Linked DNA regions of Homo sapiens: region 1 is linked to region 2. Evidence: chromatin contacts called from ENCODE Hi-C or POLR2A ChIA-PET data. All regions are on one chromosome and are shown on one strand. Each heading gives the region's core, a stretch centred on a gene start or an enhancer-like site at or near the end of the contact. The rest is flanking DNA. Distances are from core to core; before and after follow the strand shown. Region 1 overlaps RERE (arginine-glutamic acid dipeptide repeats). Region 2 holds the start of RERE-AS1 (RERE antisense RNA 1).

Evidence for each region. Hi-C counts contacts between places; a loop is a spot of excess contacts on that map. ChIA-PET counts read pairs that join two places held with the same protein, here RNA polymerase II (POLR2A). Pooled maps may share reads with other maps.
Region 1: a map with no recorded cell type shows a loop between it and region 2 (9-fold over the local background). The contact joins the enhancer-like site here to the promoter of RERE-AS1 in region 2. A Hi-C loop is called at or near these places in 8 of 37 single-sample maps with no recorded cell type and 12 of 50 pooled maps. POLR2A ChIA-PET finds 5 or more read pairs at or near these places in 9 of 52 experiments (A673, CD4-positive, alpha-beta T cell, K562 and 6 more).

Annotation. Positions count from the first base shown.
Region 1 is chr1:8,602,109-8,607,597 of GRCh38, reverse strand. The region is part of intron 4 of RERE (arginine-glutamic acid dipeptide repeats); the gene reads left to right. Among named protein-coding and RNA genes, the nearest start is that of SNORD128, 110 kb to the right of the region's middle. RefSeq lists enhancers at 3,069-3,208, 3,519-3,618. Within about 2 kb of position 3,622, at least 5 of the 41 ENCODE cell types and tissues checked have a DNase peak (open chromatin) inside an H3K27ac peak, as active enhancers do; they include A673, where a contact is called at or near this core.
Region 2 is chr1:8,421,689-8,426,849 of GRCh38, reverse strand. RERE-AS1 (RERE antisense RNA 1) reads right to left here and starts at 2,205. Exons shown (of 4, transcript NR_125999.1): 1 at 2,149-2,205. It overlaps RERE (arginine-glutamic acid dipeptide repeats), which reads left to right. Exons shown (of 23, transcript NM_001042681.2): 12 at 4,043-4,123. RefSeq lists silencers at 2,616-2,755, 3,066-3,405.

The sequences.
Region 1 (5,489 bases), core at 2,373-4,872, 180 kb before region 2:
CTGCAGCCTCGACGACAGAGCGAGACTCCGTCTCAAAAAAAAAAAAAAAAAAAAAAAAAAAAAGAAATATATATAAAAACAAATATGCGGGGCTTCTCCTAGGCTTTATTTTTAGCAATAGAATTGCCAAAGACATTTCAGGCCATGGAAGTAAGCTTGTGGTTTTACTTATTCTAACTTTGTTTTTAGGATATCGTAGTATTTTTTGATGGGAATATCTTTTTTTTTTTTTTTTGGAGACAGGGTATCTCCCTGTGTCACCCAGGCTGGAGTGCAGTGGCCTGATAATGGCTCACTGCAGCCTCAACCTCCCAGTCGCAGATGATCCTCCTACCTCAGCCTCCTGAGTAGCCGGGAATACAGGCGCCTGCCACCATACCCAGCTAATTTTTAAATTTTTTTAGAGACGGGGCTTTGCCACATTGCCCAGGCTGGTCTCGAACTCTTGGGCTCAAAGAATTCACCTGCCTCAGTCTCTGAAAGGGTTAGGGTTACAATTGTGAGCCACTGCGTCTGGCCGGCAATATCTTCTATAAATATCAAGGCCTTCAATGGAAGAAGAGATGGTACTCTTTCCCAAGGATATTAAATGTTTCTAAGGACTGGAGTGAAGTTGAAGTAATACACTTAAAGTTAATCCTTTTTTAGAGTCTATATAAATTATTATGCCTGGTGCCTGGAAGTTGCATTTTCAGTTCTTATCTTTGATCTCATGTTTTACGATTAGATCGTATCAGGTACTTTTCCTATCCCCTTAAAATGAATGTAGTTTTTCCCTCTTGTCCCAAAATGTATTCTCTAAATGAAAATTTGAGAATAGAAAATCTTAGATTTTCAGCCTGTAAATAGCTTTTGTGTTCTTTTTTAGGAACTAGTAACCTATTTTCAAGAAACATGCTGTGTTAAAGGACAGAAGTGTGTGTCCTTTAAATCATGCTAGCTGATTAAAAGTTTGTTACTCTATTCCTCCCACCTTTTGGCTTTTCCCTCCTCATCCCATTGACATTCTTAAGATGGAAGGAAAAAGGCCTATTTTTTAGCTTGATTAAAACTTAATAGCTGAAGTAACCAAAACATTCATAAAATGAGGAGATTGAAACTGCTTACAGATATAATTTTTCTCTGGAGCATCCTAAATATTTATTCCTTGGTAATTTTTTTTTAAAGTATGTATATTAGTACTACTAGCCATTAGTAAATTTTAGTTATAGCTTTCCTCCCTTTCACTTAAATTTCCTGGAACATAAATTGGAAAATTTTTAAAATTTAGAATCTGTCTTGAATTTTTTGAGGTGACAGCTAGGTAGACATTAAAAGTAGATAGAATTTTTAAATCTTGAAAATAGAAATTATATTAAAAATGTTCTTTGTCACCTGTATCTGGAAGTTTGAAAGGTCGTGTAATTTCAACCATATTACATGGTAATTGGTGGAAAATAGTTGGATACTAGCTTCACCTATGTAATGTAAAACTTTGGTATTGGCTGGGTGTGGTAACCCATGCCTGTAATCTCAACACTTTGGGCGGCCAAGACTGGAGGATTGCTTGAACCTAGGGGTTTGAGACCAGCCTGGGCAACAAAGAAAGACCTTGTTTCTACAAAAAATTCAAAAGTTATCTGCTACTTTTAGGGCTGAGGTGGGAGGATTGTTTGAGCCCAGGAGGCTGAGGCTGCAGTGTGCTATAATCATGCCACTGTATTCCAGCCTGGGTGACAGAGTGAGACGCTGTCTCAAAAAAAAAAAAAAAAAGTTTGGTATTTAACACTTAAATTTGTTTTCTGCTGCCAGTAATGGAGATAATCTATTATCACTTTTTTTAGGGGTTTTTTTTTTTTTTTTTTTTTTTTTTGGAGATGGGGTCTTGCTCTGTTGCCCAGGATGGAGTGCAATGGCATGATTTTGGCATGATCACCTGCCTCCCGGATTCAGGTGATTCTCCTGCCTCAGCTTCCCAAGTAGCTGAGATTACAGTCACGTGCCACCACACCTGGCTAATTTTTGTATTTTTTGTAGAGATGGGGTTTTACCACATTGGCCAGGGTGGTCTCGAAGTCCTGACCTCAGGTGATCCACCCGCCTCAGCCTCCCAATCCAATCACCCTGGGATTACAGGGGTGAGCCACCGCACCCGTCCTTTAGTTACCTCTTAAAGTAAGTTGGGAAGGCCAGGCTCAGTGGCTCACATCTGTAATCCCAGCACTTTGGGAGGCTGAGGCAGGTGGATCACAAGGTCAGGAGATTGAGACCATACTGGATAACACGATGAAACCTCATCTCTACTAAAAATACAAAAAATTAGCAGGGCATGGTGGCATGTGCCTGTAGTCCCAGCTACTTGGGAGGCTGAAGCAGGAGAATTGCTTGAATCAGGGAGGTGGAGGTTGCAGTGAGATCATGCCATCGCACCCCAACCTGGGCGACAGAGCGAGACTCCGTCTTGCGGGAAAAAAAAGAAAAAAGTTGGGAAAGAGTTGATTTGTCCTGTTTTTCAAGGGAATAACTGTAGATTTCACTTTACTGAAATTAGTTAGAGACATTGTTATATTGACTGACAAGAGATTTCGTGGTACAATTTCCCACTGATCCATTAGGATTACAAAAAATTATCAGCTGTATGGGTGGCAAACACTTTTCTTCAGATTTTTCTTCAGTAAGATAAACCTCAATTCCAAGCATCACAGATTTTCTTGAAGCAGAAACTGTGCCTTACAAAAGTTTAGCACAGAAGCAGATGTTTTATGTAGTAGTGGAAGGGTTTAGAAATTGTTGTGTGGTCAGTTGTTTGGACTTCAGAATGCATTTCTCTATAAACATAAACAGGTTTTTTTTTGGCAAGTTCGTAAATGCTAGTTTGAATTTGTAATGTAGAGAAATACAGAAAGATCGTTCCTTTATTGCCCACCTTACAGATATGTGGACTTCCTTCCTTCCTTCCTTCCTTCCTTCCTTCCTTCCTTCCTTCCTTCCTTCCTCCCTCCCTCCCTCCCTCCCTCCCTTCCTTCCTTCCTTCCTTCCTTCTTTTTTTAAACTCCTCAGCTTGCTATTGACTGGTACCTCCTCTTCCCCCACAACAAAACAAAACTGAAAACCAGCCGACCTCCTCTGTGTGGAGATGGAGCTCTGCCTCTGCCCTCCTTTCAGAGGCCTCTGCCTCATCCTTTTCCATTTCCTATCCCACCTCTACCTCTTAACACGTCTCAGCCTGCTGTCTATTCTTTTTAGTTTTTGTTTTTAACTTTCTATTTGAAAATAATTTCAGACTTACAGAGAAGTTGAAAGAGTAGTTCAGGGAACTGCAGTATACCCTTCCCCCAGATCATGGAGGTAGTTAAAAAACCTCACGTTTTTACTGTTAAAATCATAGTATCGGTTTGAATCATGTTGGTTACCCATTGACTAGTTGTACGATCAGGTGACTTAATCTTTCAGAGTCCCACTGTCTTCACATGTAAGATGAGAATACTGATTCATTTGTTCCAGAGTCAAACCCAGGAATCCATACTCCTTTGAAGCACTTCTCAGGAGATTCTGATGGATGGCCAGCATTAGCAAATGAAGGCTTGTCCCCAACTCCAGTAACTAGTGTAAAAGTAGATCTGATCTTGTCCTTTGCAGCATGTGGAACTTCTTCTTTTTTCTTTTCTTTTTTTTTTTTTGAGACAGGGTCTCGCTTTGTCACCCACCTAGAGTACAGTGGCATGTTCAGGGCTCACTACAGCCTCGGCCTCTCTGTCTCAACCTCCTGAGTAGCTGGGACTACAGGCACGGGCCACCATGCCCTGCTAATTTTAAAATTTTTTGTAAAGACAGGGTCTCCTCCTTATGTTGCTTACGTTGAGGATGTGGAACTTCTGATGCAGTTCCAGGGTCTTTCATGTTTTTGAAACTTGAGTATGTTTACTTCAAAAATAGTTTTTGTGTTCTTCTATATTACTTAATTTCCTCCCTTCCCCAATACACAAATTAGGTATAATTTGTGTGCTTATATCCCTAATGCAGCTATAAAAGGCAGTTTATAAATTAATTTCAAACCAAACTACAAAACCAATAAAGTTCTGACTACCAACATTAATTTAATAGACTGGGCGATGATGTTGTGAAATAAGTAGCCGCTTGTGATGTAACTGTTACTGCTTCCTTATGGCCCATGTTCTTGGATGCTGGGATGGTGCCTGGTTTGTGTAGACGGCTGGATTCCTTGTAATGACTCGGTTTTCCTGTTGCTTTTCTTTCAGTTATTGCCACTCAGAAACCATCAGTGTAAATACAGCTTGCCATGAAGTGACTTTGCCTTTGTTTGGCATAAATGTGCCCTTGGCACATTGAGGCCATCTTGTTTATTTACCAGCTTGTGATAATTATGGTAGTACTACTTAGTTATATGTAAACTTAGAGCCAAAATCTTGTGCCTCTGAACTCTATTAATGAAGTTGTAAAACATGTAATTCCAAAAATGGATGTTAAAAATATTAAGGTATACATTGAAATGAAAAATAAAAGTGAGCCTCTCCTCTCCACCTCCCACTTCCAGTCATCTCTCGCTTCTGCCTGAGAGGCACTGTCAGCCAGCATCATTCTCACATCATGCCTCTGTACGTGTCTGTCCTCTTAGCTAGATTAAGAGAAGGGGCTGTGTTTCATTCACCTTTTTGTCCCCAGTGTCTGGAACAGCTCCTGGTTCAGAGAAATTGCCCCCTATCCATTGTATTGATAGTTTGTTTTAATTACAAGACAGAAAAGTCAGATTGATTTTTTTTTTAATCAGATGAAGAAATATTTCTTTTAAACCAATAAATTAAATGCATGGGACTGTTAACACAAAGGATAGCACTTAATACTGTCAAGAGAAAGATTGGCCAATACTAGCCAGAAAAATCTGCTGTGTGTAAGTTTTTTGGTTTTGTTTTTGTTTTTTAAAACGGAAGTGACTGTTGGGTGTCTCTCCACCTTGCTTTCTACCTCCCTTGTAAAGGAGAGGGGCACGAAACCAAACAAGTATTCCTGGCTATAGTTTTAGTAATTTTAGTGGGTAGACATCGGTATATAGCTCAAGTTTAGTTTTTTTTTTTTCTTTTTTTTTCCCCTGAACTATTGGAATTCTTATGGGCTTCTATAACTTATAAAACATATACATGCATATAAATTTTCCAGTGAACATAGCGTGAGGCTGTTTTATTATGTTTTCTTTTCCTTTTTTTTTTTTTGAGATGGAGTCTAACTCTTGTCACCAGGCTGGAGTGCAGTGGCGCAGTCTCAGCTCACTGCAGCGTTCACCTCCCAGGTTCAAGTGATTCTCCTGCCTCAGCCTCCCGAGTAGCTGGGACTACAGGCGCCCGCCACCACGCCTGGCTGATTTTTTTGTATTTTTAGTAGAGACGGGGTTTCACCATGTTGGCCAGGATGGTCTCGATCGCTTGACCTTGTAATCCACCCACTTCGGCCTCCCAAAGTGTTGGGATTACAGGCATGAGCCACCGCACCCAGAC
Region 2 (5,161 bases), core at 956-3,455:
GAGATTTTGAGGTGAACGTGGAGATGCCTTACCCAGATTCTGGAGTTGAGACAGAGGTCCCCCAGTGTGGGCCAGTTGGCATTACTGGACATCTGGCTGGAAAGGTGGGCAGGGCCAGGATCCTGGAGGGCCTTGAATTCAGGGCTAAGGAGTGTAAACACTGTCCTGCAGAGACCACCATGCTGTTCTTAGGTAGGGGCTAAGGGCCAGATAAAGTGGGACTCAGGATGAAATCTATAGTTGGGAAAAATTCCTTGGCAGAGGCTTTTAAATGGCTGGATGGGGGAGATGGTTAATAGCCTAGTTATTAGGAAAGAGAGATAAAGGTCTGGCCTGGGACTGCCACTAGCATGAGCAGGAAAGGAGGGCGTTGAAAGACACTTTTTTTTTTTTTTTTTTTGAGACAGAGTCTCTGTCGCCCAGGCTGGAGTGCAGTGGCGCAATTTCGGCTCACTGCAAGCTGCGCCTCCCGGGTTGACGCCATTCTCCTGCCTCAGCCTCCCCAGTAGCTGGGACTACAGGCGCCCACCACCATGCCCAGCTAATTTTTTGTATTTTTAGTAGAGACGGGGTTTCACTGTGTTAGCCAGGATGGTCTCGATCTCCTGGCCTTGTGGTCTGCCCGCCTCAGCCTCCCAAAGTGCTAGGATTACAGGCATGAGCCACCGCGCCCGGCTGAAAGACACTTCTTAGGAAGAATACTGAGGACTTTATGATTTGACATTGGACCCGAGAAGAGGAAAGTACAGACTCATAGAAAATGGTAACAGAAAATAGTTACCACTGTAGACGCCTGCCTGCATTTTACAGAGTGTGGCTCTGAGGATTTGAGGGGGCTTAAGTTTGAATTCTGGCTTTGTCTCTGAGGAGTTGATCTAGTTACCTATCTGTGCCTCAGCTTCCTTGTCTGTAAAATGGGGATAATAATTGTACTTCTTCTTAGGTTGTAAAGATTTCGAATTAATATATATGAGGCTCCTGGCATATAGTAGGTACTTAGTAACTATTGGTTGAATGGATGATGTTCAAAGGATTGCATCACAATAAATGGAAGAAACAGGATCTGAATTTGTTTGTCCAACTCTGCCACCTTACCCTGATGTTCCAGAGTCAGCCTTTCTCACATGCTGCCTTTATTGTGTAGGCCTCTTTTACTGGACCTGTTAGATGTCACTTGGTATCAAGCCCACGTTCCGATTGCATGGTCCTGGCGTTCCACAGCCTGGCTCACTCCAGATTGCCCGCCCCAAGTCTGTGTAGACTGTCCCCTGTAACCCACCTCCCATTCTCCACCTCTGACCTTCACGGAGGGCCCGGTCACCAAGCCACCTCCCACCCCTGCAATAGTTGCCCACCCCTTGTGATCTCGCTGATGTCACTGCCTTGGCGAAGGCATTCTGAACTACTACAGACCACTGCAGTCTAGCCTTCTTGGGTCCCTTGCTGCACTGATGAGCTGCACCTCACTTCTTTATGCTTGGCCAGATGACATCTCAGAATGTTCTGTAATGACTTCACACATACTTATCTTACGTGCAAAAATGAATCACAGTTCAGTAAAGGTCCATGGCAACCTTTATTATCTTCCTAGACCCCTCTCAGCTAGGTGCTCAGTAAATACCTGAATACTTGAAGAATGGATTAAGCGGCAGGAATTCTGATTACTGAGGTGGAGTGTGCCAGTAGTTGAGGTCCTCATCTCATACCTGAACTGTGTCAGCAGCCTCTTTAACTGGTCTGTCCCTAATCTACACTTAGGCCACACTGCCACTGGCACAGTCCTCATCCAGTCTTTTCATGGAAAGCTCCAGCTTCAGCCTTTCTGCCAGCCTACAATTAGGAACTCTTCCGTGCGGCCTGAAGGGCTCTCTGCAACCGGATCCTTGCCTGCCTCTTTCGTCTTATCTGCTGGCACTCCATTCTGCACACCCTGTCCTCCTTGCAGTTCCCAGAATGTTCCCTGTGCCTTTTCCTGGCTGACTTCTGCTGGAAGCCCTGCTGGAGCCCACCTGGCAGGCTCACACTCTTCCTTGTCACTTCCTCTAAGACATCAGCAAGCAGAGTAAGTTGCTTCCTCTTCCTAGCTTCACCCACCACCCTTTGTTCCTCTGCTGCTTTTCTTGCAGGCCCTAGGACTGGTTTGTTTACCTGTCTGCCTTCCTGGGCAGACTGCAGCTCCTTGAGGGCAGGGCCATCTTTCCGTGCCGTCTCTCCCGGTGATATGCTGTGTGCACACAGCGTAGGATGCCTGTTGATCATATAAACGATACTTTTGTCAAGTAACAAAGGTCACTCCTCACACTAGAGGAGAGCTTGCTGCTTTCTTGTGCCTTGAGAGATTTTCCCTTCGAACTGTATGAATTATATTGAAAATTGACAATGATGAGTCATATCTCAGCAAGGGTGAAATTCAAAAACGCAAAGCCTCCACTACTGGAGTAGGAGGTTGCAGACTGGTCTTAAAAGGCTAAGTCTGGCCCTTCACTGAATCCGCCTGGCGGGTCTCAAACACAGGGAGTGGGAGGGACCCTCTGCCCGGTGGGCAGGTGATTTATTGGCTGGGAAGCTTCCGCGGTGATTTAGTTGTGAAGCGGCGGCCGGGGAAGTGCAGGCTAATGCCTGGGCCGCCAGGGAGAGGCCGCCCACAATCGCGGGCCGGAAGGGACCGCGGGGGGCGTCGGGGCCAGCCCCCCGTTTCGCAGCTGAGGCGGGGTTGGGGCGGAGGGCGTGCGGCCGGGGCGCAGCCGACTTCGTCCATCCGGAACGTGGGCTGGAGACCCAGCAGCCTGGGAAGGGCCCCAGCCCTGTGGGCGCCCTCTCCCCACGCTTGCTGCGGTAGGGAGGAAGTTTCTGTGCTTTACCGCCTTGATGTTCTCCTGTCCGGAAGGAGGACACAGATTCCAGCGCCGGGTGCCCTGGAGGCTCCGGCCTCGGGGTGGGGGTCGGGCCGGGGGCGGGGCCGGGGCCGGGGCGCGGGGCCCCGGCTGGCGGACAGGAGGGCGGCGGCAATCCAGGCCGCCTTTTGCAGCCGCCCGCGGCCGCGCCGGGCTCTGCGCGCCGCGCTCCTGCCTCCTCCCCCGTCAGCGGCGGCCCCAGCCCCGCGCCCCCCGGGCCCCGCGCCGCGCGGCCCCGCCGCGGTCACACGCCGAGCCACCCGCGGCCGCCTCCGCCCTGCGCTTTGTGGAGCCGGAGCCCAGTGACAGGCGACGGCCTCTTGCCGCCCCGGACCCCGGGCGCTTACCTGTGGCTGCTGGGGTCGGCCGCCCGGGACCAGGCTGGGAGCCCCGAGGTGGGGGCTCGGAGCCAGGAGCTGCCCCCACCGGGGCGGGGAGGGGTGCTCGGGAGGCATGGGACAAAGTGAAAGTCTCCGGGCTGGGGTTAGGGACGAGTCTGCTGCGAAAATGGATGGGGGCGGCGAGTGGCGTCGGGAGGGCGGAAGGGGTGCTGGTTATTCTCTGGTGTCTCGGAGTGGCTTTTAATGACGGACGGTGGGGCAGGCCCGCTGGCTTTCGTGTTCCCGGTGGGCTTCTGTGATACTGGTGCCTTCCGGTGCCTCCTGGCAAATTCTTTGGATTAAGGAAAGCGGCCTTTTAACCCCCTAGGGTTCCCTTCTGGAGAAGAGTCACCGGGTTTGGTTCTGTTTCCCCTTTCTGCTCGACACTTCTGGGAAGCTTGGTTCTCAGGTGGGAAAGCAGTTGTGTTTTATTAAAACATGGAGCATATTTATACCTTCGTGCACCAGAATGTGTGCCTGGTGGAAGAGGGGGACAGATTGCTTCTTAGCCTCAGACGCAGGACGTCCTTCTCTTAAACGCGCTGCCCTGCGTGGTGGGTGGGATTGGGGTTCTGATGAAGGTAGCTGGGGCCTGCCCTGGCCAGTGGGTCCCAGCTGAGCTGCTGACATACTCTCCGAGCCTCGGCAGTATTCCCTAGCCGAGACTTTTTTTGTGGTTGTTATTCTGCTGATTGTAGATATCTTTGCTTTGCTGACATCCTGTTTTGTTTTTGGTTTTTACATCCCATTTGTTTCTTTTTATCACAGAAACGCTTCGTTAAGGGACTCAGGCAGTACGGGAAGAACTTCTTCAGAATTAGAAAGGAGCTGCTTCCCAATAAGGAAACAGTGAGTACAATTGGACTTTATGTAACTTGATTTTTTCCTCTTTGCTCCTGCTGCCTCTCCACATTTGATCTTATGAAATGGTTTCCTTTAACCCTGCGCTGTGCTCAGACTCGGGCTGGCCTCCAGAATTCTCTCCGTTTTACTCCCTTGACTTTTAATTTGAGTTCATAATTTTTAGATAGTAAAGTGACAGATTATGCTTATCCGCCTGGAGAACATAGACTTCTGTTGTAACTCTGAGAACAGAAAGGTCTTTGGGAACAGAGGGTTAGTTGTGGGGGAAGGATTGTTGGAGAGTTAACATCAAATTTTAAACATAGTGGCTGGAATAGGAAATAGCATTTTATCACTAGTTTGAATTTGGTAATTGGCAGAAATCATCAACCAAACCAGAGGTTTGTGGCTTATTATACTTTGAGTTCTGGGGGATTTTTTCCATTTTTCAATGTTGCTCTGTTTTGAAGAGGAGTTTTAACTCTTTAATATTCTATCCCTGAGAGTTTGCACTTTCCACTGGACAGATGTACAAGGGGATCTTATAAATTGCTTAAATGGAGCTTTACAAAAAACTACTTAGTATTTCACAAAGCTGGGGGTCAGAGCTGACAAATGTGCCCGATAAACGTGAGGTAGAAGGATTTGCTGAGGAAAATACAGAGTGAAATTATATGAAGAGAATGCGGGGAAGGGATTCATTCTCATTTCCCTGTGGTTGCCTCCCTCCTCATCTCCTTCCCTGGTGGTGTAGAGGCAGATGGGGAGAGAGTCTTCCCTCTGGCTAGGCCACGGGATAGGGCAGATGGGATGGAGTTGGAGCAGCCACTCCACTGTCTGAAGGCGAAGGGAGGACTCATTAACCAGAAACACTCTTCAGGACTTTGGGAGGAGTGATCCATGTTTAATCTGCCTAGACATTGAGCTGCTTTTTTAGGGAGTGGAGGTGGGAGATGGATGCAAGAATATCTACTATAAAAGTATGCGGATAATTTGGGTTTTTTGGCTTAATTTTTTAATTGGATGTTGTTTACTGATTTCCTC